Regions from separate parts of the Homo sapiens genome. Here region 1 is linked to region 2. A link is a contact called in ENCODE Hi-C data. All regions are on one chromosome and are shown on one strand. The core of a region is the stretch at or near the end of the contact, and the rest is flanking DNA. Distances in the headings are between cores, read along the strand shown. Region 1 holds the start of LINC02554 (long intergenic non-protein coding RNA 2554). Region 2 holds the start of LINC01638 (long intergenic non-protein coding RNA 1638).

Region 1 (3,048 bases), core at 15-2,514, 86 kb before region 2:
GGGCTGTGGGGCCTGCAGGAGGCTCCTCTGTCCCAGGTGCCTTTTCCTGCCTCTTCCTTTTCCTGGCGGACACAATCCTCTCCTTTGCGGCTTGCTCCTTCTCAGCCCAGCGGGGGTTTGCTCTTTGCTGCCTGGGAAGCTGACTCCTCGGCCATGTGCTGCAGCATGAATTGGTTAACATATTTACAGTAAATATGCTCCTGGTTATGCCGGAGGAAGGGGCTGCTTTGGTTAAGCATTTATTACTGAGGCGGCTATTTTCAATGTGTTCCACATGATCATTCGGCAAAGCTGCAATTCGGCACTTGTTCTAGGCTTGAAGGAATCGCTTCCCCAGAGGTGACCCTTGGCGGGAGATTGCATGTCACTACATGAGGAATGGCCGCGGCGGGTGTGATGGGTAGGCTGTCTGCCTTCTCTGACCTCAATCGCTTTCCTGCGGTGCGGCTGCCGGGACAGATGAGGGTTGACACAAAGTGCTTATAATTTCCTTTGGAAAGTGGCAGAATGATAATGGGGTGCTGAGCCCCGACCGGTTGGCCTTCACAGGCCGGGAACTCCTGTTGGGAGTGGCCGTCCTAATGGGGACAGGGAGAGGCTTCGGTTGAATTAAGAGAATGCCCAGCAGGTGGGGAGAAAGTTGCAGATTCAGGAGGCAGATTATTTTGGGACCCAAAGCTAGCGGGCCACGCAAGGAACAGGTTGTACCGAGTGCCTGCTGCGTCCTCAGCACCACGCAGTGAATGTTCTCCCATGCACTGCGATGTCTCCATCAGCGTGAGGCCTAGTTGGGGTGCAGAGGCAGTGCAGCACAGTGGTGACAAACCCCGATCCTGTGCCCACACACTCCAGCTCTGCCCATCCCCAGCCCGGTGGCTCTGCACGAACGACCTGACCACGCTCATGTCTTGGTTTCTCTGCATGTGAGGGGGACGACATCAGTGCCTGCTCAGAGGGCCGTCCTGAGCATCCTAGGGGCCAAAGTTGGGGAGCACTTCGAACAGGGCTGGGCACACAGCAAGCTCTGTTGGAGCGCTATTAGCATTGTTGTCATTGCTGTTGTTGTTATTCTGTGTTTAAGAATGCAATATATGAATAGATGAGGCAGGCTTCCATAAGATAAATCAGAACGCTGAGGCACTGAGACATTGAGAACCTTGTAGCCCAGCGTAAAGCACTCAGGAGTTGGAAGTGGGGTTAGAAATCAGTATTCATATTCCACTTGATGTCTCTGAGGGGCAGCCCTTCCGAGGTTTGTCTCCTGCCCTCCCTCCCTCCCCCCTCCTTCCCTCCCTCCCCCCTCCTTCCCTCCCTCCCCCCTCCTTCCCTCCCTCCCTTCCTTCCTTCCTTCCTCTCTTCCTTTTTTCCTTTTTCCCTGTACCCTTCCTTCCTTCTTTCCTCCCTCCTTCTCTTCTCTCTCTCCCTTCTTCCTTCCTTCCTTCCTTCCCTCCTTCCTTCCTTCCCATCCTCCCATCTTCCTCCATCTCTTTCTTTTTTCTTTTCTATTAAATGTTAATTTCTCCTTTTGAATAATGAGACACGCATGGCAATTGGCCATGTAAAGGACACTTGGGACAAATCTGATCATCCCTCTGGAGAGCATAGCAGCTGGGGACCATGTGGCCCTGCCCACCGTCACCCCATGGCATGCAATAGGTATTCAATGAATACTGTCTCATTTTTCCTTCATCAGAAGTCCCCTTTGGACAGATCATTCCCCATCTCTGGGCCTGAAAATATGCCAGACCAGGTGCCTTGGATCTGGGTCCTCCTGGCCCTGAATCCTGCACCTATCAAGCAGAGCAACCCTGGGTGAATCCTGGAACCTCCCTGGACCTCGGGGCTTCCATCTGCAGAATCTTCTCCTGGGAGTTGTGAGGCTTAGGGGAGGAGAGGAAGGCTCTCTGGGAGCCAGCAGGGCCAGGAGCATCTTGACCTCTTGCAAAGCTGGGCCTTTGCAAAGCAAAGCTTGACCTCTTGCAAAGCTCTTGCAAAGCTGGGCCTGGTTATTGGCAGGATCTATAAGCATCTGGCTGATCTAGGCTATTCTTGGACTTTAAAAAATAGCCAGAGGTGCAATCGTGGTTACACAAAGTAGGCACTCTGAAAATATTTGAGCTCTGCAGGATGCATTAGGAGAAATGCTAACAATGTTAGCATTCCTGGAAGGAAGGGTCTGGAAGAAAGCTCAGGCTAATTTAGGAGATCCCCTCTGTGCCATCCTCTCTTAGGACACCTTCCAGCTTGCAGTGCCCTTTTCTTCTGTTTTCATATATATATATATTTTGTTTTGTTTTGGTTTTGGTTTTTTTTGAGACAGAGTCTCACTCTGTCACCCAGGCTGGAGTGCGGTGGTGCAATCTTGGCTCACTGCAGCCTCCGCCTCCCAGGTTCAAGTGATCCTCCTGCCTCAGCCTCCCAAGTAGCTGGGATTATGGGTGCCCACCCCATGCTCAGCTAATTTTGTGTGTGTGTGTTTTTAGTAGAGATGGGGTTTCACCATGTTGGCCAGGCTGGTCTCGAACTCCTGACCTCAGGTGATATGCCCACCTAGGCCTCCCAAAATGCTAGGATTACAGGCGTGAGCCACCACACCTGGCCCTGTTTTCCTATTGAGTGCATGCATGAACACATGAGTCGGGGTGGGTTGTGTCGCCTTTAGACAGATTTAGTCTCTCCACACAGGTATTTGATTTGGGTATGAGGAAGGTTGCTTCAAGCTGGTCAGGGCTGTGGTAATGAAACATTGTTAGCATTTCCAGATCTGGAAGAATGGTCTGTGTCCTAGCCATCTGGGAATATCGTAACTGGCTGTCTTCTCTCTCTCTTGTCCACTCTAAGACATGAAAATATAACTAATAATTGTTCATTTCAGAGACTCTTTCCAACCACAGGGACAAAAAGAGTGGCCCTTCCTCAGAAACCCAAACCTGACCACATTGCTCTCCTCCTCACATACTATCTTAGTTTGAATTTCCCCAGAAGCAGACTTTGAGATAAGGAACTAGGGACAAGAAATATTTTTGGGGAGGGGATTCCAGGAAGCCC
Region 2 (2,817 bases), core at 254-2,753:
TTGTGAGAAAGAACTTTGTGATGTTGGATTTAATTTGGAGGCATCAGAATGAACTCAAGTGTGTCTTCTATTTACTGAAAGAAACTAGAAATAGCAATACCTTTGTAGTAACAAGCACACCTAGAACATGTATTTTGGCTTTTATTTTATTTTATTCATTTTTGAGATAGTATCTCACTCTGTCACTCAGGCTGGAGTGCAATGGCATGATCTTGGCCCACTGCAGCCTTGACCTCCTGGGCTCAAGTGATCCTCCCACTTCAACCTCCTGAGTAGCTGTGACTATAAGCATGCGCCACCATGCCTGGCTAATTTTTGTATTTTTCTTGGTGGAGATGGGGTTTTGTCATTTTGCCCAGGCTGGTCTGGAACTCCTGGGCTCAAGTGATTCTCCTGCCTTGATATCACGGCTTTTAAATACCATTTTCCATTGAAAGGGATCAGGTCATCTTGGAGAAATGGATGGTTTAAGGATTTGAACAAGGAAAATAGAAGATGAGTCTGGAACATTTTATTGTGTCAGAAAGTTAGGAAGTTCTCAAAGAATGAAGGAGGCACATGTACAAGGATGCAGGGGCCAGCTTGCAGGGGTCCACCCAGCTAAACCTGGGACAATTGGAGCATTAAAAATTGCTCATGCATAGTATTTAAAATAAGAGGAGAGCAGCGGGAAACCCTTCTTTACCAAAGAATGTTAACAGTGTGAAAAAATACATAAATTTCAGAACTCCGTGTTGCAGTCATCCCTGCAATATTTGATTCTGGCAAGGATCATTAATGGATTCCAAAACTACTGGTTGAAAGTTTACGAGAGAAAGGGGTGTTTACATACTCCCGAAATACTATCCCACAGATTATATTATTTACACAGGGAAAGGGGTTCTTTAACAGTAGAAACATCTAGTGGATCCCACCTTAACCAACTGACCAAATACTTAGCATATTCAGTAATGGGACCAAGTGACATCATATGTCCCCTGAAGAGATGCAACGGACAACACATACCTTTGTGATGTGACTGCCCAAAAGGCTTACCCTCAATCAGATGGTGAGGACATCACTGGACAAACCCAGATCGTGAGACATTCAAAACACAGTTGGTCCAGACTTTTCAAAAACGTCAATGTCATTAAAAAGGAAGGAAAAAAGGTGAGGGGCTGTTCTAGAGCAAAGGACAGGAAAGCGGTATGAAAACCAACCACGAAAATATGTGTTCCTCCTTGGATCCTCACATAGACTGATGGAGGCAGACGTCCTCCTTGTCAGTGGGCACAAGCTCCCCTCCTGGATGCCTTGATCCCAGCCCGAAACTCAGGGCCATCCTCCCCACCCCATATCTACGGCATTTTGAGGGTATGGAGGAGGGAATTGTAAAGCTATTTGCTAAACTTTCTCTGGACGTTCCCTCCCTCTCCCTGACCACCCCACCCCACTTCCTGGCAAGCCTTCTGGCTGTGATTTCATCTGGAATTACTGGAATCACACTGTCTCCTGTCAGCTTTCTCTCCCTCCCCCGGCCCTCCTGCTGATGAGAGACAGGAGCGATGGATGGTCTGAGTTAGCGGGGTCCCGGCACCACCCAGCGCAAAGGCACTGCACTCACGCACGCCATGCACATGCTGGCTCACCTCCTCCATCCCATGCCTCCCCTGTCTCCAGGTCTCTGTCTCTTACTTTATTTTTCTCTCCACCTCCTTGTGTCTGCCTGCCTAAAGATTTCTGATGCTTAATCCTCCTCTGTCTCCCTTGCTGTCTTTCTCTGTCATTGTATCTCTTGGCATCTCAGTTCCACGTCTTCTGTTTCTCTCTCTTTCTCCACCTATTTTCCCTTCAGAAGCATTTTCACCCCAATGTCTCTGTATGTTCCTTGCAGCATTCCCTCTGGAATACATCAGCACTGTTGCCTTTGAGGCTGGCCTGCTTGAATGCACACCTGAGCTCCGGATTCACAGGTAGGTGTGTGACCTTTCTTAACTTCTCTGGGCCTCAGCATACTCCTTTTTACAGTGGGAATAACAATAGCACCTCTCACACGAAGTTCTGGAGGGAGTCGAAAAATTGGCACAGGCAAGCACTCCATAAAATCTGCAGTGGGCTAGAATCCACACTGCATACCTTGGTCACCACAGCCCCCCTCCTGCCTTACTCCAACCAGGTCTTCTTTGATCCCTGCTTTCTTTACACACTCTAGCCTCATCCACACCTTCTTGTTTCCAAACATGACAAGCTCACTCCCACCTCTAGGCCTTTGTCCTTGCAGATCTTCTCCCTGGGAGGCTCTTTCCAAAGACTTTGACAGCATCTACTTGTCACATCATTCTGGCCTTCTGGCACTCTTTGTGGTGGTTTTAAAATATGTCATTACATTCTTTGACACTCCTCCCTTCAAAAGGCAATGATTCATTCCCCTCTCCTTGAGTGTGGGCTGGACTTTTTGACTTGCTCTTGGAGAATAGAATGTGGTGGAGAGGGATGGTGTGTGACCTCTGAGATTAGGTCATAAGTGAAATTTCGGCCTCCCCCAGCAATTTCTTGGATGATTCACAGTGGAGGAAGCCAGATGCCATGTCATGAGGGTGCTCAAGCAACTTTTTGGAGATGTATGTATGGAGAGAAACTGAGGCCTCCTGCCAACAGCCAGCACTAACTTGGCAAGCATGTTTGAGAGCCACCTGGGAAGTGGAGCCTTCAGCCCCAGTTAAGCCTTCAGATGAGACTGCAGTCCTGGCCACCATCTGGACTGCAACTTCACAAGAGCTCCTAAGCCAGAGCCATGCAGATGGATTCTTGGCCCCCAGAAATTGTGCCACTACATTT

What was found. A loop is a pair of places that touch in the nucleus more often than their neighbours do.
Region 1: a loop to region 2 is called in a map of head of caudate nucleus, with 2.5 times the contacts of the local background. The contact joins the promoter of LINC02554 here to the promoter of LINC01638 in region 2. A Hi-C loop is called at or near these places in 3 of 168 maps with a recorded cell type or tissue (Caco-2, head of caudate nucleus and heart left ventricle).

The regions. Positions count from the first base shown.
Region 1 is chr22:27,308,867-27,311,914 of GRCh38, reverse strand. It overlaps LINC02554 (long intergenic non-protein coding RNA 2554), which reads right to left and starts at 1,264. Exons shown (of 2, transcript NR_134581.1): 1 at 1-1,264. RefSeq lists enhancers at 1-518, 519-1,293.
Region 2 is chr22:27,223,365-27,226,181 of GRCh38, reverse strand. LINC01638 (long intergenic non-protein coding RNA 1638) reads left to right here and starts at 1,503. Exons shown (of 3, transcript NR_171021.1): 1 at 1,503-1,659; 2 at 1,874-1,952.